2 separate regions of the Mus musculus genome follow, and region 1 is linked to region 2. A link is a loop called in an ENCODE intact Hi-C map of the cell type or tissue named here. Cell type or tissue: heart. All regions are shown on one strand. Each heading gives the region's core, and the rest is flanking DNA. Links, peaks and the distances in the headings are about the cores only.

Region 1 (11,369 bases), core at 1,899-9,898, 390 kb before region 2:
ATCCACAGCACTACTCAAATGCCATGAGAAAAGGAGATCAGAATATTCTGGATGCACTTGACCCAGCAAGCCCAGTGCTGAAAGAGAAGCAGGAGAAAAGCAAGTGGTGTGGCAGGAAGGGAGTGAGCAAGACAGAGTCATGGAGGAAGGCAGCGTTGAGAGGTTGCCTGGACAGTCAGCACTCGGGACCTCCCAACACAGGTTCATGCTAGAGACTGGCAGCTGTCTTAGTCCTGTGTGTGCTAACAGATAGCCTGATAATGGAACCTTTAAGAAGAACGGGGAAGTATGAGGTCAAGGGGCAGCTTCTGGTGCGAGTCCTCTTACTGCATCAACCCATGGCAGAAGGTGGAGATGAGAGATCACACCAGAGAGATGAAGTGGGGAGGGACAAACTCATCCTTTTATCAGGGCTGCAGAACTGTGATCTCTCTCTCTCTCTCTCTCTCTCTCTCTCTCTCTCACACACACACACACACACACACACACACACACACACACACGCACACTTTAATTTTTTCAAACCTTATTTGTAGTTCGTAAACACTTTAACCTCCCTTGTAGCCCACCACCCACCAGAGGTAGTGGAAAGAAAAGGATACAGGCGGTGGGAGGCAGGGGGAAGGGGACCTGTTTCGAAAGGTTCTTTGGAGCAACTTTCCGTCTCTGTTGTCTGGAAATCGGCAGTTCAGTTCACAGGTTAGCAGGCAGCAGCAGCTTGGTCCCCTCGCAAACACTTCACAGATACACCAGCAGTCCAGTTCAGTAGAGTTGGGTTAGCAGTAGCAGTGACTTGACCTAGCAGAGACAGCCAGGCCTTAGTCTCGGCTTGAGACAGCGGGGGAGACCAGGAGGAACACCAGGTGGGGAAGAGTGGTTCTGGGGAGGAGGTGCGGGCTTTAGTATTTTCAATCCTCCTTTTAATATGGGTTCTTAAACGCTTTAACCTCCCTTCTAGCCCACCACCCACCAGAGGCAGTGGAAAAGAAAGGTTATTAGGATACGGGGGAAGTGGACCTGTTTAGAAATGGTTCTTTGGAACAAATCCCATCTGCGTTGTCAGGAAATCAGCAGTTCAGTTCACAGGTCAGCAGTGGCAGCTCGATCCGCTCACAAACAGTTCACAGATACACCAGCAGTCCAGTCCAGTAGTGTCGGGATAGCGGCAGCTGTGGCACGACCTAGCAGCAACAGCCAGGTTTCAGAGAAATCAGCAGGAGGAACCAGGATCACCAGGAACGCCAGAAAAGGTTCATTGCTGTGCCTCTCTCAATGAAGCAAAGGTCAGATAAGATGCAAATCCAAGAAGTGTTGCAAAGCCAGCTCTACAAGCAAGCAATGCAAGGACCCCTCCCCTTCCCCATCCCCCGTCACTGTCCGCTGAGTCCTATTTACAGTCCCTCAAAACATTACATGTCCTCCACGGGTCTGCCTCAGCACACGAGTCTGTCTTAGCAAAACTCCAAGTGTGTCCGTATCAGCTGACATCACTCTGCCAATGGGCCGGAGCCCGAGGATGCAGGACAATGCAGAACTGTGCCACCAAAGCACCACCAGAAGCCTCTCGGTCTGCATCTCTGTGCAGTCATGATAAACAGAGCTAGACATCGCATGTAAGGCGAACCAATACATGCACCTCACTAGTGAAGAATCCGTCTTCACGTGTCCTTTCACACGTTTGCTTTAGCTAAACATCCTTTCACCTGTGTCTGCTTCAGGAAAACACTTGTTCACATGTTTGCTCCAGCAAAACATGACTTTTCAGAGAACCCTTGAGTTTCCATTTCAAGGAGACAATGCTTTTGGACAGCTGGGGTTTCCGGTATTTACTAGACACTGAAGTAGGCATGCAAGTCTACAGTTGGACGCCCTGGCCTGCTCCACAGACAAGGTCAGGGCAGGTGATAAACATTTGGCAGTCATTGCTGGAGGGGTGACATTTAAAGCTTGGAGGCCTGGTGACTCAAGGACCACGCCTCAGCGAGTTTCAATATCAAGTGCCAAGGAGGCCTGCAATAGTCGAAAAGGAGGCTGAAAGGCATGATGGGAAAAAAAGCCAGGAGAGCTGGCCCCCTGGGACCCATCCTCCCCAGGAAGAGAAGATAGCAAGTCTGTCACTGAGAATTATGTTGGCGTGCAACCACAATGTCCCGTCTTTTGATGCTCTTTAAACAAGTCATTTATAATTAAATTAAATTAATGTCAAAACAAATGTTCCAGGGAGTAATGTGTCTCACTCATGCCTAGGGGTTAGAGCAGTGGTCCTCACCCTTCCTAATGCTGCAACCCTTTTACAGTTCCTCATGTTGTGCTGACCCCCAACCATAACATTATTTCATTGGTACTTCATAACTATAATTCGACTACTGCTATTAAATTGTAATATAAATATATGATACGCAACCCCTGTGAAAGGGTCACTGTTATAAAATACAATGTGGTGAGGAGGTACCTGGTGTCCTCCTGAGAAGTCACGCCATGCAACAGATCTGGTATAAAGGGGGGTTAGCTGGGGGAAGGGAGGGAGGGCGGGAGCCCCCCCCCTGGGAAGGAGTAGAGGCAGGCAGATGTGAGTAGAGCCTTGAGGGCAGAGAAGAAGGGTGGGGGACAGAGACAGACAGAAATGCAGGAGGAGACCGAGGGGCTGGGAACATTTGGGAAGAGAAAGAGGAGGGAAGGAGGGACGGAAGGAGGGAGGAAAGGAGGGAGGGAGGGAGGGAGGGAGGGAGGGGGAGAGAGAGAGAGAGAGAGAGAGAGAGAGAGAGAGAGAACTGCGGTGGTGAGCAGTCCTTTTCTATGCTCAGGCACCCGGTAGCAGCCAGTAATGATATAATCCTGTTGCTAGGGCCCTGGGAGGAGCCTAGCGGAATCAGGAAATAACCAACTGGCTGATAGTCATTCAGCCACCAAGGGGTAGTGACCTGCAGGTTGAGAATCACCGGGTTAGAGGATGCTAAGGTCATTGTGATATTGGTTCAGATGGGAAGCCTGGAGGTCAAGGGATCTGGATTTAAGTAGGATCCTGGCTGAGTAAACACAGACCACCCGAATTCTCTTCAGAAAAACAGAGATAACGGTGCCAGGGGGCAGCCAGAGATGCCTCATTGTAAGTAACTAAGGAAGTGTTGGCTTACAAGCACAACAGACTGGGGGTGTGTGGTGGGGGAAATGACACAGTGTGTCCATGTTTTTAGTTAAATGTATGCTTTAAACAGAAAAAAAAAGGTCAAGATACAACTGGAATTGTGATTATTGTAATCTTAGCATAAACTGCACTTTTATGTTTTTATTTTATTTTATTTTTTTATTTTTCGAGACAGGGTTTCTCTGTATAGCCCTGGCTGTCATGGAACTCACTTTGTAGACCAGGCTGGCCTCGAACTCAGAAATCTACCTGCCTCTGCCTCCCGAGTGCTGGGATTAAAGGTGTGCACCGCCACTGTCCGGCTAAACTGCACTTTAAAAAAAGGTACCTCTAGCTGGCCATGGCGGTGACCGGTGGCAATCAAGAGATCTGGATTTTAAGACCAGCCTGGGCTTCACAGGATCTTGTCTCAAAACACTGAAGATGAAAAAGAGTCTGGGGATGTCGCTGCATTTATAGAGAACCTGCCAACCATGCAAGGTTGGATTGCCCAGCTCCAGGAGGATCTGAAGGTCAAGGCCTGGCTACACAGAGAATTCTAGTTCTGAGGTCCTTGAAGAGTTATTTCTCTACCAGTGACATGAGCCAATTCAAGCCAGATTATAACATATTAAAGCAGGTTTATTAGGAAGCTGCTCTGGGGCGGGCGAATTCACTGGCCCTAAGGGAAGAAGCCAGGGAAGTCGCCATGGAGAGGGAAAGACGGTGAGAGGGAAGAGAAAGAAAGAGAAAAAGGAAGGAAGGGAGGGGGGAGGGAGGAAGGAAGGAAGAGGAGGAAGAGGAATGAGGAGGAGGAGAGGGCCCTAAATGTCTGGGTTATTTAGGTAAGAGCCTCTGGAGGAAGGGCAGCCCAGCCCCAGGGCAGGAAAGTTCAAGGTTGGGGGCAAAGTAGGGACTAAGGGATGCTGGGAGAACGTGGAGGACAAGTCTGCTTTGATATGTAAAATATGACCTCAGTCCTTTGTTGGGGGGAGGGGGTCCCGGAAACCAAACAGTCCAGTCTTTAAAAAGAAGAAAACAAAACAAAGCAAAACAAAACCCCTAAAGCAACCGTCTTGGTATAGCATGGAACAAAAGAGACCCAGCCTGGATCCTGAGGGGCAGAGCTCTGCCTTTGAAAGTTCAGTGACTATTTCAACAGTTGCCAAGGACCTGCAGGAGGCTCTGATTACTGTAAGTAAAACGAAGGACAGACAGAATATTACACAGGCCCAGAACTGCAGTTCTGTGCTTGAGCAGGCCTGTGACCATCTAAGGTTAAAAATTCACTTGCAATCTTCACTAGTGGGGACACAGAGGGGGTCTGCAGTCTGACCCCCACGTGGCACTATGTCAGGACAGCCTTAAGTTCCAAACACAAACATGTTTAGTGCAATCCTATTTACAATCTTTTTTTAGAAGAGAAACAGTTTGGCAGGAAAGATGGTGCATGCCTATAATCTGGACACTCAGAAGGCTGAAGCAGGAGGATTGCAAGGTTGGGTCCAGTTGGCTACACAGTGAAAGCCTGTCTCAGAACACCAGAAACCAAGAGGCTGGGGAGATGGCTGTGGAAAGGTTCTGCACAGGCCTGGCCATCTGAGTGGATTGGGATGTAGCAGTGAGAGTCTGAAAGGCTGGCACACCCAATGTGAGATGGGAGGCAGAGACTGCAGAATCTCGGGAGCATTGGATGCCGTTATCCTGGTATGTGCAGCAGAAAACAAGAGAGACCCTGCCCCAAATCAAGGAGGATCATGAGGGAGGTGTCTGCAAGCACATGGGAACATGCATGCGAGTGCGGGTGCGTGCGTGCACGCACAGGCACACACACACAAGCAGAGAGAAAGAGAGAGAGAGACAGAGAATCAAAACCAAAAATTAAGTTTCAACATTTTACACAGTGAAATAGGCACCTGCAGTCCAGCAGCATTATCGTGTGGGCCATTCTATTACTGTTACTAAAACCCAGCATTTCCTTCAATACCTAATTACTATAATCTCCCCGGCACTGTGGCAGGCATTTGGACAACATCAAAGACAAAAGCACAAAGGTGATATTTTGGTGAAGTTTATAGTCCCAGATCAAGGCGTGGGCATAGGAGTCAGAGGTCAGAGGGGAGACTAGAATGTTCTTAGTGGTCAACGCAAAAACACGACTGTCATCTCAAAGGGCACGAGACACTATGACTGACTATGACCAGAGACCGCAGCTAGCCTGGAATAACGTGGTCCAGTGCAAAAGCTGCTATGTGAATTTTTGTAGTCTCATGGTTATGATTAGATAATCATAAATCAAGACCTTACTAGATACGTAGGTGGGTTTCAGCAATGCAAGGAAAACTCTTACAGGTTCGAGATGCTATCTGCCCATGTGTTCAGGCACACATGTGTAACCCCACACACACATACATACACACACAGGGGAAGGAAGAATAAAATCAAGAGTAAACATAGCAGTGCATGCCTATCTGTATATATATATATGTATACATATATATATATATGTGTGTGTGTGTGTGTGTGTGTGTGTGTGTGTGTGTGTATGTCATATAGCACACACGGGGCAAAAAACAGAGGCTCCTTAATTTAAGGTCAGCCTGGGCACTACATAAACTCTGTCTCAATAAATAAAACCTTAAAAAAAAAGGCAGCTTATTTTTCAAAAGCAGCATGGCAGGATGGCAAATTACCCCACTACCCATTGCCAGATAAGGCTGTGGGAGCAGAGTGGTCCCAAGTTCTTTAGAACCAAACTAAAGAACTAAAGCAAAACTCGGTTACCAAACAGTTTAGCAAGTTTCCAGGTGAGCCCTGGTTAGACACAAGACCCTACCTCAAAAACCACAAACATATTAGTAAAAAGCATCCAGAGGCACGGCTCAGTATAAAGGTGCTTGCCATCAAACCTCAGGAGATGAGTTTTAGTTTGATCCCCAGGACCCACATGATGGAAGGAGAAAACTGATCCCTGAGTTTTCTGTTTTGTTTTTACAAGACAGGGTTTCTCTCTGTAGACCAGGCTGGCTTGAATTTACAGAGACCCACCTGCCTCTGCCTCCCTCTAGTACTGGGATTAAAGGCCTGGATGTGCCACTACCGGCTGGCTTGAGTTGTCCTCTGACCTCCATATGACCTCGACATTAACCATGACACCTGTGGGCTACCTACACATTTTTAAAAAGTCAAAGAAAACAAACAAGTGTATGAGATCCACGGAAAAGCAAGCTGCTCCCAACCCCCATCCTCTCCCACACCCATCCCCATCCTCGCCCACTCCCATCCTCATCCTCACCCCCCCCACCCCCACCCCACCCTCACTCCCATCTCCATCCCAATACTCTCCTCCTCTCCCTCTTCAGGCTAGCTCTGTTGGCGCGGCCCATCGCTTATCTCTTCCCTGGCCGGCAGGGGGCGCGCGCCCTCCGCTCGCCATCCTCCTCCTCCTCCCGCGCGCGTGGACCGCCCCCCACCCCCCTCGCGTGCCGGGCTGCTCGAGAGCAAGGAGGAGGGGGACCGGAGGCGCGGAGGGCAGGAGCGGCGAGGGTGTGTCAGGTACGGCCGAGCAGCGCCTGTCCACGCTGCCCCGGCAGCGCGCTCCTCCTTGCTCTCGAGCAGCCCGGCACTGCCCTCCCGGAGCTTCCGAGGAGTCGGCTGCTGGGCCGGAGCGGAGAGGGGCACAGGTCGCCAACGGGCCGCCCTGCCTCAGCCGCAGGTTCTCAAGGGCGTTGGTGGCTCCACAAGCTCGCCCGCCCGACCTCTCGCCGCCCCAGACCCGTGTAAGCATCTCCCGCGATGGTTTCAAGTAACCCCCATTTTACAGGTGAAGAAACCGACGCTCCAAGAAGTTAGGAAACTTGCTCACTCAGAAATCTGCCTGCCTCTGCCTCCCGAGTGCTGGGATTAAAGGCGTGCGCCACCACGCCTGGCTGTTTTTTGGGGGTTTAAAAAGATACTTTATAAACAGGTAGAAATATAAGCCAAGTTACTCCCCAAGTTACCCAGGCCAGAGTGGCAGAGCTGGGACCCAAGCCGATGCCATTGGGCTGTAGGTCTCTGGCTGTGATCATTGGTTACACGGCCTCCCCCACATCCTTTATAGGTCCCAAAGGGAAATAAAACACTGAACCCTGGCTTCTGCCGAGATGGTGAGATAGGGGCTCGCCCCACGTGGGATGCATAGCTGATGAGGGAAGGTTGGTAGGGTGTCTGGCGCAGGGTCCTTCCCTGCATTCCAGGTCAGGGAGCCCCAGGGAAGGACAGGAAGGCAGAGGACCTAGAAGAGCGCTTATGATGGGGAAGGGGAGGTCTTCGGAGGGATAGGACAGTACCCGCGTGAAGGGTGGATAGCTCCTGTGGCCATCGCTTCAGTTTCTTCTCACTTATCACGAGGGAGTTGGAGATGTGTTCTAAATCGATTTCTGTGAGGCACCTACTCTTACTAGGTGGTTTTTTTTTTTTGTTTGTTTGTTTGCTTTTTGTTGTTTTTTAAGATTTATTTATTTTATGTATATGAGTACACTGTAGCTGTCTTCAGATACACCAGAAGAGGGCATCAGATCCCATTACAGATGGTTGTAAACCACTATGTAGTTACTGGGAATTGAACACAGAACCTCTGGAAAAGCAGTCAGTGCTCTTAACCACCGAGCCATCTCTCTAGCCCTCTTAACTAGTTTTTGTTTGTTTTTTTGGGGGGGGTATTTATTTATTTTGGTTTTTCGAGACAGGGTTTCTCTGTGTAGCTGTGGCTGTCCTGGAACTCACTCTGTAGACCAGGCTGGCCTCGAACTCAGAAATCTGCCTGCCTCTGCCTCCCGAGTGCCGGGATTAAAGGCGTATGACACCACGCCCGGCTGTTTTTTGGGTTTTTAAAAAAATACTTTATGCCGGGCGTGGTGGAAATATAAGGCAAGTTAACTCCCTGCCCTGGCTTTCATTGGCCTAGATACTACATCAGGCGGTCTCTGTTCCTACCTTGCCAGAATGACGGTGTCTATTGTGCCGTTTTACGGTTTTCATTTTTATTTATGTGTGTGCGCGTGCGTGCCTGCTTGTCTGTGTGCACCGTGTGCTTTCAGCTGCCCAAGGAAATAGGCATCCCATCCCCTGGCACTGGAGTTGCAGATGGTTGTGAGCACCTGGTATGGGTGCTGGGAACCAAACCCACATCTTCAGTAAGAACACTAAGTGTTCTTTGCCTTTGAGCTCTTTCTCTGACTCCTTTTTCTTCTTTCTGGGGACCTGAACTGGGGTTCTCACACCCACAAGGCAGGATCTTAACCAACGAGCTGAAACTTAAATTTGGGCCTGCTTTATGAAGCAGCACTTTGTTCCGGCCATTTTTCTATACTTTACATGCATATGGGCAGGAGACACGCTCCTTGTACGACACTTACAAAGGATGCTAGGATGTACCGATTCCCTGGAATGATGCTGGTGATCTGCTTTATCTAAATGCTGGAGCACACAGTGCTCTCTCATCTTAGTTCCAAGCAGCTGCTTCCCAAGTGAGTGTTCAGAATCTAATGTGAAGCAGCTCACAGTCCGGTTCAGGTTGCTAATGACACAGTGTCGCCAAGCATTTATTATTTTATCAGGCACTGTGGACTCAGAGAAACAGGGCATGACCTCAGTTCTCGAGCATACAGTCGCCTGGAGAAAATGCGGAGTCATGATGTGTCGTCAGGAAAGCAGAGGGGCACCGGAAGCTTGGGGAGGAGGGCAGACGGGGTTGATTTTGGTACTTAGCACTGAGCAGGCGTTTTTTTTGCTATAACACGTAGCATTCTTTCCTAATTAGCTTGTTAAAATTTTTCCTGCTGGAGTTTTGAAGATCAGGAATGTATGCCAGTCATTACTGTAACTCCCACAGGTCTTGCCTCACTGCCTTACAGATGGGCAAAGGCATCCATCTGCTCCACAGAAAGAACTGCATATGTGAGGGACCTTCCAAAAACCGACGCGGTTAACTCCCACCAGCTTCTCCAGTTGGGGCACGGGGCAGTAGTTCTCAAAGATGGCCCCAAGATCGCTTGTGAAAATTAAGTGCATGTGAGCTGGGAAGTTACACATTCACTTTCCTAAACATATTAACTGGGTCTCAGACACTAGGCCAGGAAGCAGGGGATGGGTGCTTTGGGTCAGGAAGGAGGGTGCTGTGGCTTTGGGTGGGGATGAGGCTGAGGGAGCCCCTGGGGACCACTGAAGCAGAGGTAGAGAGAGGAAGTGAGAGACTGGGCACAGAACCAGACATCCTCCTGACTGTCCTGCTGGATCCCGAGGTCGGGCAGAGGTCAATATTGTCTGTTTCAGTGTCGTAACTGGAAGCCCCTGCCCAGTGTTTGACCCCTCGTACTTGATTCTTTGTGTGTGCACAGAATTCTTTGTGTATACTTAAAGCCTTTAAATTACTTAGTTCTGAAAGTACAGTTTAGATTTATAGTGGGTTAAATCCCTGAAAGGAGGAATTGTGAATCTGTGTGTCTTTCCTTTAGGGGACCCTTGAGCGAGCATTCCCCATAGCCTGCTTTCTGCTGGTGAAATTAGTCTGCCATTCGTGTAACCACTAATATAAAGCCATAGTGGATGTTTACTCAAAAAAATTTTTTTTTCTCACATCTCTTTAAAAGTTGTTTTGTTATTTTAAGCGTATGGGTGTTTTCTCTGCATGTGGACCATGCAACTGCCCAGTGCCTATGAAAGCCAGAGACAGAAGATTCCCAGGGACTGGAGTATAGATAGTTCTGATCTGTCATGTGGGTATTGAGAACAGATCTTGGGGTCTCACTATACCTAGAACTTAGCTTTTCTTTTCCCTTCCTTTCCTCTTTCTCTTTTTTCTTCTCTTCTCTCCTCTTTTCTTTTCTTCCTTCCTTTCTCCTTCCCTCCCTCCCTCCCTCCCTCCCTTCCTCCCTTCCTCCCTCCTTCCCTCCCTTCTTTTGTTCATTTGCTCATTTGTTTTGAGACAGGGCTTCTCTGTGTAGCTCTGGCTGTCCTGCAACTTTCTTTGTAGACCAGGTTGGCCTCAAACTCACAGACCCACTTGCCTCTGCCTCCCGGGTGAGGGGGTTGGGGGGCTAGAATTAAAGATGTGCACCACCACCAGTCTGAAACAGGAGCTTTCCTAAATAGATCTGGCTGGTGTCAGAGTCAGAGCTGCCAGGGCTGGCATCAGTGGTGTGTAAGGGCTGTGCTTTTTATTTTTGATTTTTCTTACGCAGTGTACAAAGTGGTAGGTTTCACTATGTCATTTCCATCCTTGGATCATTGTTCTACTTTTCTTCTCAGTCATCCCCCTGCCTCCCACGTGCCTGGATGTTTGATGTTACCTTTATACCCATCTGTTTTAACCGACTGATGGGGAAATGGTTTTCAGCTTTCAACTTTCATGTATGTTCAGAGAGCCACACTGGCTATGTTGCCAACATTGGTCAGTGTGCAGAGGTATTTTTGCTGAGGTTGAGTGCTCTGTGTAAGGTACATATACACTGACATTCACTCTGGGTAGCCGTGTGTGTAGAGGAAACCCTGAGCTGAGCAGGAAGCTGTACTCTGACTTGTGAGAAGAACAGACAGGCTCTCTCACTGAGGGTGATCTTTTCTAGCTCTGCCCATTTGCCTATAAATTCCATTTATCTTAACAGCCAGATAATATCCATTGTGTAAACATAGCCTGGTTTCATCATCTTTCGTCAACTGAGGGGTCTGTTTCCAGTTCTTAGCTGTTTATTTTTCATAAGATTTATTTATTTTATGTATATGAATGCACCATTGATCTCTTCAAAAGCACCAGAAGAGGGCATCAGATCCCATTACAGATGGTTGTGAGCCACCATGTGGTTGCTGGGAATTGAACTCAGGACCTCTGGAAGAGCAGTCAGTGCTCTGAACCACTGAACCGTCTCTCCAGCCCTTCTTCTTCCTGTGTATTAAGAGCAGTAGCAAACAGGGATGAGCAAGCGTCTCCATAGGAGGGTGAAGTGTCCTTTGAGTAGATGCCTCGGAGTGGTTAGCTGAGTCTTAAGGTAGACCAGTTCCCGGCTTCCTGGGGAGCTGCCTTACAGATTCCCACAGTGGCTGTTCCAGTCTGCACTCTGACCAGCAGTGGGTGTTCCCCTTCCTCGGAATCCTCACCAGCCTGAGCCGGCACGTGTTCTAATGATCTCCGTCATTCTGACTGATGGAAGATAAAATCTCCAACTGTTTTTTATTTGCATTTCCCTGATGACTCGGGATGTGGAAC
Region 2 (11,369 bases), core at 1,269-9,268:
TCCAGGACCTCCCTCTCCTCCAGAAGGTTGGAAATTTGCTCTTTCCTGTTCCTTGCTGATCAATGCCCAAACCTATTCCTCATTTCTAGTTGTTTCTGATACTTTGCGGTTGACATTTGAGCCACATTCCCATGACAGCCAGTGTCCGGGTACGTAGCAGATGCTGTACATAGTTCTGATGATAAGGGAGCTGGTAGGCTGTAAATTTTGCTTTTTGTGTTTTTGTGGGGTTTTGTTTGTTTTGATGCAGTATAGAGTGAAGGGGGTAAGAATATTCTGAAAAACATAAAATTGAGTAATTTATTCACAGAAACTATTAAAATGGTATTGTTAGGCTCACAAGGAGGCTGGGGGCAGCGGTAACTGCTACACTGTCTCGCAGAGGAAATTATTTTATTTAATGTGAGAGAAATGTGAGCCAGAGTGGCTGCCTGAGGCTATTTATAAAACGCAGGTACCTTCCCCAATTTCTCTCCCCTCGCCTTTAATAAATAGATTTATGTCATGTGTGTGACCAAGAACAGTGACAGATCTTGGCTGTCCCTGGAATAGAGAGGCAGTCATGGTGCTCAGGCCCTGGGCGTGGTGTAGCTGATGCATGTCCCACCGAGCCCAGGCTCTCCAAGGCATCAGTTTGTGGTCACATATCCTTAGAAAACAAAATTAAGTCAGGTTCCTGTCTGCAGGAGTTTTCAGAGCCTTGAATACATAGTCTGCCTTGTGAAACTGGGAGAATGTAGCATTTCTGGGCTGCATGACCTAGGTATCCTGTATGGCAGACCATGTCTTAGCTGGTTTTTCACACAGTAGCCTTCAGTGAGGGTGATCTAGCCTGTCTGAGGTCTGCAAAGATTGACAGCTGCTTCCTAGATCCTTCCACAAATCAGCAGAAACAGTGTCCATCTGGGAACTTTATGAGAGTGTTGCTTTACCTAGTTGGGGTGTCTTCATCTGGATACTGCCCCAGAGAGTGATCCCGTCCCTCCAAGCACAGCGGAGGGAAGCCTAGGGTGTTATGGAGTGGGGCAGGTGGCTTAAGGACACCTTAAAGGCCACTTGGTGGGGATAATGGCCTCGTGGGGATACTCCTCACTTCCACCCACAGTTTGGAACTGTTCACTGTGTGCTTCAGGAGTTTTAAATGGAGATTCGTGTTGATTTCCATGGTCCGCATCTGTTTGTCTTCCGTCTGTGGTCCAGTGCTGTGTGCAGATGGTACTTACTCCCTTTCTCTCTCTTACAGGGAGAAAGACTGTCCTTCTGGGGAGAGTGTATCAATACGCTTCCAGAATGAGGGAGTCTTTCTCCTGTCTTGTGTTCACACTTCCTAGTGACAATTTTCAAAATATGTATCGGCTTGACTGTTTATTGTAGAGTGTAGAAAGGTTTCTGTGTTCCTGGCTAAAGACATCCATTGGTGAAATGTGCTTGGAAATCCAAGTGTTTTCTACTGAGGAAAAAAAAATGTTGGAAAAGCTTTCTCCTGCATGCCTCTTGTGCTTAGCTAGAAAGGGGAGCTGCCAGCGTCCCAGCTCTGAGCCACTGTTCAAAGGTGCAGCTGTGTTTTAGGACTAGGTACAGGCAGAGTGATAAGGACATGCCTGCTTAGTGTACTCATTTATCGAGAAAGTTTAGACTATGAGCCACAGGGGTCCCTGCCTGCAGTCCCTATAGCCTCCCCCTGCCCCAGTGCCTTTCTCAGCTGGTCTGGGAATCAGGGCAGCCCATTGAGGGGGGCTCAGACAACCCTTTCTTCCTGGTTCTGGGAGTAAGGCTTTCTCTGCAGCCACAAGGAGAACATGGGAACCAGAAACTTCTCTTTGGTCAGCCCTTCTGAGCACACAGGTTTAGCCCATGCTCCAAGAATGCTCCTGAGCATTGTATAAGCCCCTAGGACTCTTAGCTCATGTGATAATGATTGCATTACTATCCTGCTTTAACTGACAAAACCACAGAGAATTTTGCTTGCTTTCCTACTCTCTTCCTCTGCCCAGGCCTCCTCCATACGTATACATACACACATGGGCATGTATACACACACATGCACAATAGACATGCACACACACATGCACACATGGGTATACATATACACACATGCACAATAGACATGCATATATACATATACATGCACACATTGATAGGCATACACACATGCACAGTAGACATGCACACATGGGTATACATAGACACACATGCACAGACATGCATACACACACATGCACACATAAATGTGCACACACACATACACAAATTGCCCAAGCCTGTGCACTCCTGGTACCCATGTCCCATCCTGGCCCACCTCTTTGTCAGCAGGACTGACTCCATCACTCCCTCAGGTTTTGCCCACCAGCACCCCCCAGCTTTCCCCCAGCAGAGCTAAACAGCCCCTCTGAATAGACAACAGGACCTTCTAGAAACAGCTGAACCCTTGGACAGCAGCAGGCAGATTTTGATCTGCTCTCATCAGGTACAAAAGGTGGTATCCGTATTCTCTTCTGAGCATGCTCAGTAAGCATATGGACATAGAATTTAACATCTCTGTGGAGTGTGTGTTTTTTACATATTTGTATGCAGTCGAGGAGGGCCTGTTGTAGAATTCTCTCCCTGTATCTTACTATACTGTTAAAGAAGCTGAATTCTATGTTGCCAACAGATGCGTGAAATGTTCCTCCAGGAAAAGCCATTCAAGCCTGATTATTTTTCTAAGTAACTTCAATTAAATTGAAGAAGAAAAAAAAAAAGCCAGAATCTGTTTTCTGTGTGTGGACTATTTTTGGTTCATTAATGAAAGACTGGGGAGTGCAGTGGGGTGGGCTGTGCCCTTCAGCCTGCAAGTGATCTGCTCATGTGTGTGAGTGTGGAGATGAGACTCTGCTAGTCATCCAGCCAGGGTGAAGCCCCCTTCCCCTCAGTGGCCAGGGTGGAGCTTGCTTGCCCCCAGTGGCCAGGTCCTCCTTGTTAAATGGGTGAATGGAAACTTTGCTTCATTCTGCTTTTCTCTAGAAGTCTCTGCGCACACTGGAAGATTCTCTGGCTAGTGTGGTCCTGCCTCTGTGTCAAGAGCGAGGAAATAAAGCCCCCCCCCCCCGTGGGTGGTGGCAGAGCCAATCCTCACAGCCTACACCCTGGCACTAGACCATGTCTCCCTCTGAGCAGATGTCCGTTCCTGCAACTAGGAAACCACAGAGCTGATCTGCAGACTCACCTCTGCTCCTCTCTGATGCGCCACATCACTTCCTGTGACTGGGACAACTTAAGGAATGAGCCTGTTCTGGCTCACGGTGTGAGAGATCCATAAGTCTTGGTGAGGAGGGTGTGGCAGTTGGTCACCTCGCATCCACAGCCAGGAGGCTTTCAAAGATGAAGGCTGGTGCTCAGCTCACTTTCTCCTTTTCATTCAGTTCAGAATCCCAGCCCAGGGCATGATGCTGCCCACAATGGCCGTATCATCTCAATTAACTCAGTCTGAAAACACCTCTCACATGCCGAGAGGTTTGTTCCCATGGTGACTCTAAATCTCCATCAAGTTGATAGTTAACACCACAGCTGGGCATTGTCTTGGTCTGCTTTCTGTTGTTGTAACATAATACTTGAGGTGGTTAAGTGATAAGCACATTTATTTGGTTCCTGATTCAGGTAATAGAATTGTGTAGAAAAAAAAGAGAGCTTTCGGGTCCATCGTGATATAACAGAAATGGGAAGAGAACGGCCACCTGGGGGGGGGGGGGATCCAGAAGGAAAGATGGACTCAGGAGCCAGCTTGAGAGTCCCCATTCCCTTTGATGGCTTTATTACCACCAGATACAGATCTTAAGGTACACGCTCATTTGCTATCCAAACCCCAGAATCTTCTAGCTTTGTTGCCAGGACACTTTTCCATGTTTTTATACACACACACACACACACACACACACACACACACACACACACACACAAAATCCCACTTGAAAGCTGTTTCTAAAACCCAAATCTCAGAAAAGCCACACAGAACAGCTATCAGTAAAACAAAAGGAAGGGATACTTGGCGGGCTGGCAAGCTCGGAATTCCAGCACTCACTGAGGCAGGAGGATTGCCCTGAACTGAACTTAAGCCTGAACAAAATGGTATTACATTGCTTAAAAAACTGTGTCTCTGTGTGTGTGTGTGTGTGAATATGTGTGTATGTGTGACTGTATGTATGTATGTGTGAGAGAGTATGTGTATGTGACTATGTATGTATGTGTGTGAGTGTATTTGAGACTATGTATATGTGAGTTATGTGTGTGAGTGTGTGTACTATGTGTGTATTGTGTGAGTGTATTGGTGTATGTGTATGAGTGTGAATATGTGTGTGTATGTGTGAGTGTGTATATGTGTGAGAGTGTGAGTATGTGAGTGTGTGTGTGAATGTATATATGTGTGTATGTGTATGAGTGTATGTATATATGTGTGTAAGTGTGTGAGTGTGTCCGTCAGAGATCAGCTTTGAGTATCATTCCTCAGATACTACCCACCTTGTATCTTGGACAGAGTCACTGGGCTCACCAGTTTCAGCTAGGCTGGCAGGCTAGCCAGCCCCAGAGCTGGGATTACGCGTGCACACTTCTGTGCCCTGGTTTTTGTTTTCTCACATGAGTGTTGAGGTCTAACTTTCATCCTCATCCCTGCTTAGCAAGCACTTGACTGAGTCCTCCTACTCAGCCCTTGATTCTGTTTTCAGACACACCATGTATGGTTCCTGATGAGTCCACTCATCTGGCTGTCTTTGCCACCAGCAGAAGAGCTCACACCATGCCCAGACCTCAGGGCTTAGTCACCTCAAAGGAGGCCCGCTAAGCAGACTGAATGTAACTTCGCCATCTAACCCAGCCCTGACCCTTCACGGCCACTGTGCAGGTCCATGGGATGCCGAGCAGACTAAGACCTTCCTGGCTTCATCTTGAGAGAAGTGCTGAATGGCTTGTTTGCAGCCAGTCAGTCAGTAGGAAATTCCGATGGTGTCACTGGCGCCCTCAACTGGACACTGCAGGAAGTGCAGCGACTGCGGCTTGTGTGGGCAAAGCCCTCCCTCCTGGCCTCGCCCCCAAGAGACAGGTACAGATGATTAGGGAAAAGGGCAAAGTGCCCCATCTTGAGAAGAGGTAGATTTTCCCAAAGTATGACTTTCCAACAGTCTTTTAATAAGAACATTTTATAATAGACACACAGATAAATAAAACAAAAAGGGTTTTTTTAAGAGAGGAAGAATTAAGCCGGGCGTGGTGGCGCACGCCTTTAATCCCAGCACTCGGGAGGCAGAGGCAGGAGGATTTCTGAGTTCGAGGCCAGCCTGGTGTACAAAGTGAGTTCCAGGACAGCCAGGGCTACACAGAGAAACCCTGTCTCGAAAAACAAAACCAAAAAAAAAAAAAAAAAAAAGAGGAAGAATTAGTTTATACCCAAATTCAAGTAAGAAATCAAAGTATATACTTCCTGTATGGTGTGCCAGGGAGACAAGGAGCATCTTCATTCAAAATATGGAAATAAAAAATAACCTCCGCATTAATGAACTGCTGCTGTTCCTCCTCCTCCTCCTCCTCCTCCTCCTCCTCCTTCTTGTTTGTTTTCTCCTGGAGCCCAGGGCTTGAGCTTGCTATGTATCAGAAGATAACCTTATGCTCCTGATCCTTCTACCTCCTCTTGCCCAGTTCCTGGAACTACCAGGCATACAGTCCACGGCTAAATTTAGAATTGAACCCAGGGATGAGGCGCATGCTGGCCAAGTGCTCTGCGGCCAGGCCACACCCACAGCTCTTCCGCAATATTTTTAAGGTGATAGTACATCATGGTGGAGAAAAGACAAAGGCTCAGGATCTTTCCCATTGGCATGAAGGAGCCGGGCCTAGTCAGGCCCTTTACCTTTTGGGTTAAGTCAGAAACAGCCACTGCCTGGAACCAAGCTGAAGACAGAAAGAACAAACTGTCCAATGCCAGAATGGGCTCTGGGTGTGGACCTTAAGGTCCCTGAAGAGCCACTCTGCCCTCGTCCCAAATGCCTCAAGGGATCTTAAAATGTTTGCTTTCAATGTGGCTTTTTCCAAATTATGTCTGTCTGTCTGTCTGTCTCTGTGAGTGTGTGTGTGTGTGTGTGTGCGCGCGCGCGCGCGCGCGCATGCGTGCATGTTGTGTTTGGATATAAGTGTGTGGGTGGATTTGGACACACGTGTATCACAGAGCACATGTGGAGGTCCGAGGTCTGCCTCAGGAGTCACCCTTGCCATCAACCTTGTCTTGGAAAGAGTCTCTCTTTGTTCACTGGTGCACACACCATGCTAGCTGTCACATGTGCTCTTAGAGCCTCGGGTCTCTGCCTGCCATCTTACCGTGGCTGCTCGGGAATTCCAGGCTCATGAGTGGCTCTGTGAGTCTCTGCCAACAATTGAATGGTGACGTAAGTATAGGAGAGTTTAGCTTGGAATCCCATTTGGTTTTGGGTTATGCATGCACATGCACGTGCTCGTGCACACACACACACACACACACACACACACACACACACACACACACACACTGCAACCTAGTTCACTTGCATATGCTATATATACTAACTCCTCTCCAAAATGCACCTAGCAACCTCAGGAGACCCTCCTCACCCCCCTCGCATCAGGTTCCAGGCGCTCACAGCCCTGAACAGTAGCACAGATTTTTGCCACTCCAGGTAACAAGCAAATTTAGTCACTTTCTATTCAAGTGTATTCCCAGTGTATCTATATACAAAGAACAGAAGGGATGATCTGGTCTGAACTGGTTTGGGTTACATGCACAGTAAAGCAGAAATGTATCCTCAAACCTTTTAGGGAGAAGCCCCTACTTAGCATCTTATGCCTATGCATACTTGGGTGTGCATAAGATAGAATGCATTATGGGAAGGGGCATGTGTAGTGGGGAAAATGAATATATGACCTAACCTGTCAATCAGAATAAAGAACCGCCCAAATTAACCCCCTTAGTAACCAGCCCCTCTCCTTAGCCCCAGAGAGTAACAGAGTTTGAGTTCTGTCACTCAGGTGGCCTGCTGTCAATTTTAACAGGACATCCCTCTATAATCTACACTCTGAATAAAGCTATCTTGCTTCTCTGCAAGTCTATGCGAATCCATCCCTTATTTTCAATTCTTTGCATTAGAGGCCAAGAATCTGGAAACACTTGGACAGGACTCCAGCTACCAGAGACATGGGGATCCAGACTCAGGCTGCCAGGCTCGCCGCCTGGCTCGTACTTCCCTCACTGAGATCCCAACCCCCAAATTATGTATTTTCTCCTTTGTTATTAAATTTTCTGTATTTACGTGTGTGACGGTTTGTGTGTGGATGTCAGAGCACAAGTGGAGGGAGTGGGTTCTCATTCTACCATGTGAGTTCTGGAGATGGAACTCATTAGGATTGGCCGCAAGCCCCCTGGCTCACTGAACCATCATGCCAGGCAGCAAGCTATGTGTTTTCATAAGAAAAGCTGGCCAAGAGGGAAGCAACCTTTATGCATTAGTGCATAATTTAGTATAAATCGTGCAGGGTGATCCGTGCTTTCCATAGAAACAAGTAAGGCGAAGGCATGGGCGCTTTCTTCAGATAAGAATTCAGATTAGGATAGTTAACAACTGCTACAACCCACTCATCCCAACAGCAAAAGAGAGGGGATTGACCCCAGATCTGGTGACCCCAGAGTTCACAGGTATTATGTGTCTTTAGTGAGCTGAGATTTAGAAGGAGGAGGAAGAGGAAGAAGGAGAAGAGGAGGAGGAGGAGGGAGAAGGAGAAAGAGGAAGAAGAGGAGGAGGGGAGAGCGGGAAGAAGAGGAAGAAGAGGAGGAAGAGGGGGAGGGGAGGAGGAGATCCGGGAAGAAACAGGAATAGTCGAACCTGAGCTATGGGGACAGAAGCTGGCCAGCAAGTTGACAGACATCGTCAACATGGGATAACATAAGAGAACCGGCAGAAAAAGGACAACATTCAGGCTAAAACAGACACAGAAAGCTGGGCCATCTTCCAAACAAAGGCCCAGCCTTCAAAAACTATCGGACTGGTCATTACCAGATGTAGACCAAGTATTCAGAAGGGCTAGACTTATATAAAGCCAATGACAAAGTGGAAGTCATGGGGTGGGGGTGGGGGTGGGGCATGTCCCAGGGACTGTTAAATGGCAGGGTGAGCTATAAGTATCTTGTGCTATTGGCCAGCAGCACCTGCAAAATATTCAGGGCAGCAGCTCAGGGGGAAGACACCATGTCCAAGTCACCTGTCCCACAGGAAAGTCACACTGTGAGCACTGTGGGGACAGCGCCATAGGATGAGTGGCCTTCCAAAACCAAGGTGAGAAAAAGGCCAGTGGGCAGTGGGAATGTCTTAGACACGCTTAGCCTTAGTTGCCCACGGTCTCCATGAACAGAGCTCGCTCTGGGTGGAGCTCCCTGTGGGTAGACCCAAGCCATTGTACACCCCTGTCCTCGGGCAGATCTGTGAGCAGCAGAGAGTCTGGGACGTCCCCAGCTTCCCTCCACCACCATTTCCAGGAGCTGGCATCTGTGCAGAGAGAATTGTTCACTCACTCAAAGGCAGGGCATCCACCAAGGTCAGACCCATTGCCAGGGGCAGAGAGCATGAAAGACTTAGACTCTTCATCAAGGACGAATGCAGACATCTTCCCAGATACTAGCACACACACCCCCAACCTTTTGATATTCAGACATAATGTTCTCATGTACGAAGTTCACACAGTAAGCCACACAATCAGATCACACACACACACACATACACACACACACACACATGGCAAAAAACTGGTAATGTTTTAGGTAAGTTTCTGATTCTGCATTAAGCTGCATTCAGAGTTGTCCTGACCCATGTGGGTCTATATTAAAGGATTGCTGATTTATACACAGACAAAATACTAAATTCTGCTTAGGAAAGACTGGCCCAAGGGGTGGAGGGAAGGTAAAGTGATTGGAGGAATGATCCTCAACCAAACGGGATCTGGGACCCCTACAGACCAATCCCCACAGCAAATAACTGCCTGGCACCCAGGGTCAGGAACAACCAGGCTGGGGGGCCTGAGTTCCTACAGTAATCAAGAACACAAGTAGATGGAACCCCCTGGTTCTCAGGATCTGAGAAGAAGGAGGGGCAGGGAGAGTTGCCATGTGACCACCTGGAAAGGTAGTGCCTGTGGATGGGAATTACAAGCAGGAACCAGCTGAGGGATGTGGGCTATGGAACTTGATGAGTGAAGACCAGCATTTGGGGCCATAAAGGAGAGGTTCTCGGACCTCACAAAGGATGCTCTGTGGGCCGTGGGTGCTAACGTTTACTGTTTCGGACACTATCCAGCCCCGCAGTGTTTTAAGTTCCATGGGACGATATGGACACATTCCCATTTGCTGGCTGGGAGTACGGATCGGAGGTAAAGCTCTGACTTTAATGGAGAAGGACACCTCGCACTGTTGCCTATGCTTCAGAAACCTGGGGATGTGCAGGGTCCGGAGCAACGAATCTAACTGCACAGGTTGTACACTGCATAAAAATCCAGCTCAGGGTAGGGCTGACGTTTACCCTGAAAAGCAGGGTCCCCTTTTCGTACTCTGCCTGCCAAGCAATGGGCCCTAAATGCGGGGCTCCTAGAGATCGCACTGCACAGCGCCCAAGGCTTCAGCCGAATAATACCACATCCCTCATCTGCAGCTTTGAAACTCATAAAAACCCTTGAATATTAAAGGGAGAAAATCCTTAAAAGATTTTTTTAAAGACAGGTTTGAGGTAAGCTCGCTTGGCAGCAAACCCTGACCTTAGCTAACATGAGGCTAATTATAGTCTGTGCTTGTCCCACTTTCTGTGAAAATCTGAGCATTTCTTGCTGAAATATTCACATGTTTTACCAGGGGAGAGCACCCTCGCTCTCTGCCAGGAAGCAGGGGTTGGGGGTGGACACACATGCAGTTTACACTGAGAATGTGTCCCTTCTAAATGGCATCTGTGCCAAATGTTGTATCCCCTTGATTTTATAGACAGAGAAACTGTGCCCCCCCCCCAAAGGCCAGGTCACAGCTCATCCCTTCATCTGCCCTTGCCACAGGAGATTCAAGAAGCTCACGGAGCATAGCCCTGCTCTAGGAAGAGCCCTGGCCTCCAGTCACAGCAATGATGAAGCTTTCTGCCCGAAGCACACGGGTGAGGGCCAGAGAAGCCCAGGGACCAGTCACTTCCGGTGAGGAGGATGGGCGCCGGAAGGTCCGCCCTGCACCACAGCCTCACGGGGGCCTAGGGCATCCAACCCAAAGCTAGAGGGGCCCTCAATCTCCTCTGGGTGACCAGGTACAGCAGATGCCAGCGGTAAGGTCAAGGAATGGAAGGAAGCCAGCAGATTCTGGAAAGATCTGTGAGTGAGCCCTGGCTGACAGAAACAACCTGGAGAATCCCATGCTGACAATAAGCGCGTTGCCAGTTCCTGCTCCTCAGGCCCCGCTGGGTCCAGAACAAGCCAGGTTCCCACCTCTGCACCAGCCATAGCAAAGAGACCTCCCTCTACTCAGTGAAACACAGCTGGCCCCCAAAAGTATCAGCAGAGACAGACCACCAGCACTTCTGCCTAGAAGCAATGTAAATCTGAAAAGAAGCCTCATGAGATACAATGCGTCTGCCTTCTCTTATTGCCAGGAGATGATTGAAAACCCAGGATCATGTTACCAAAGTCATCTTTATCCATCACCCACCCAAATCAATTTAAGCTCCCTAAAAATATGTCCCCTTAAATCCATTTTAAAGTATTCCAATGAATATTGAACTCAGAATCATTTTGTGATTCATTTCTGAATCTCACAGTGTATATCCGAATTACATATTGAGACAATTTGCATTGCTTTATGGTAATATACATACACAGTTCTATATCTCCTTCAAAGAAGTAGCTATTCAAGGTCTTTGCCTGTTTTCATGTTTAAAGGCTTGTCCTTTTGCTGTTGTGGTTGGTTGGTTTGGTTGTGTGCTTTTCGTTTTGAGACAAAGTCTTTCTATATAGTCCAAACTAGCCTTGAACTCAATATGTAGCTGTCAAGTTGACACAAACCAATCACCTGGGAAGGCAGGTAGGTCCTCAACTGAAGAACTGCTCGGATCAGGCTGATCTGTGACCATGTTTGTCAGGCATTTTCTTAACATAACTGATGCAGGAGGGTCCAGCCCACTAAGGGTGTTGCGATCCCTAGGCAATGGGTCTGTGCTTTATAAGAAAGGTAGATGAAACAAGCCAGTAACCAAGGATTTCTGCTTCAGTTCCTGCCTCCAGATTCCTGCCTGAGTTCTTGCTGAAACCTCTTCCCAAATGATGGCCCACATAAGCCCCTTCCCATATTGCATTGGGCC

Evidence for each region. Peaks named below come from ENCODE experiments on the same cell type or tissue, not always from the same donor. Only the 100,000 strongest peaks of a DNase experiment are listed, where the experiment ranks them.
Region 1: it touches region 2 in a loop (2.1-fold over the local background); 5 of 42 quality-filtered maps call a loop at or near these places.

Annotation. Positions count from the first base shown.
Region 1 is chr10:82,805,457-82,816,825 of GRCm38, forward strand. It overlaps 1700028I16Rik (RIKEN cDNA 1700028I16 gene), which reads left to right and starts at 6,667. Exons shown (of 3, transcript NR_038042.1): 1 at 6,667-6,903. In heart, for the core only: a CTCF peak has its summit at 6,543 (motif pointing right); DNase peaks (open chromatin) are centred at 1,965 and 6,535; H3K4me3 peaks cover 788 bases; H3K27ac peaks cover 1,065 bases; H3K27me3 peaks cover 676 bases.
Region 2 is chr10:83,193,160-83,204,528 of GRCm38, forward strand. Chst11 (carbohydrate sulfotransferase 11) reads left to right here. Exons shown (of 3, transcript NM_021439.2): 3 at 1-2,741. Among named protein-coding and RNA genes, the nearest start is that of Slc41a2, 140 kb to the right of the region's middle. In heart, for the core only: a CTCF peak has its summit at 5,011 (motif pointing left); a DNase peak (open chromatin) is centred at 4,992; H3K27ac peaks cover 700 bases.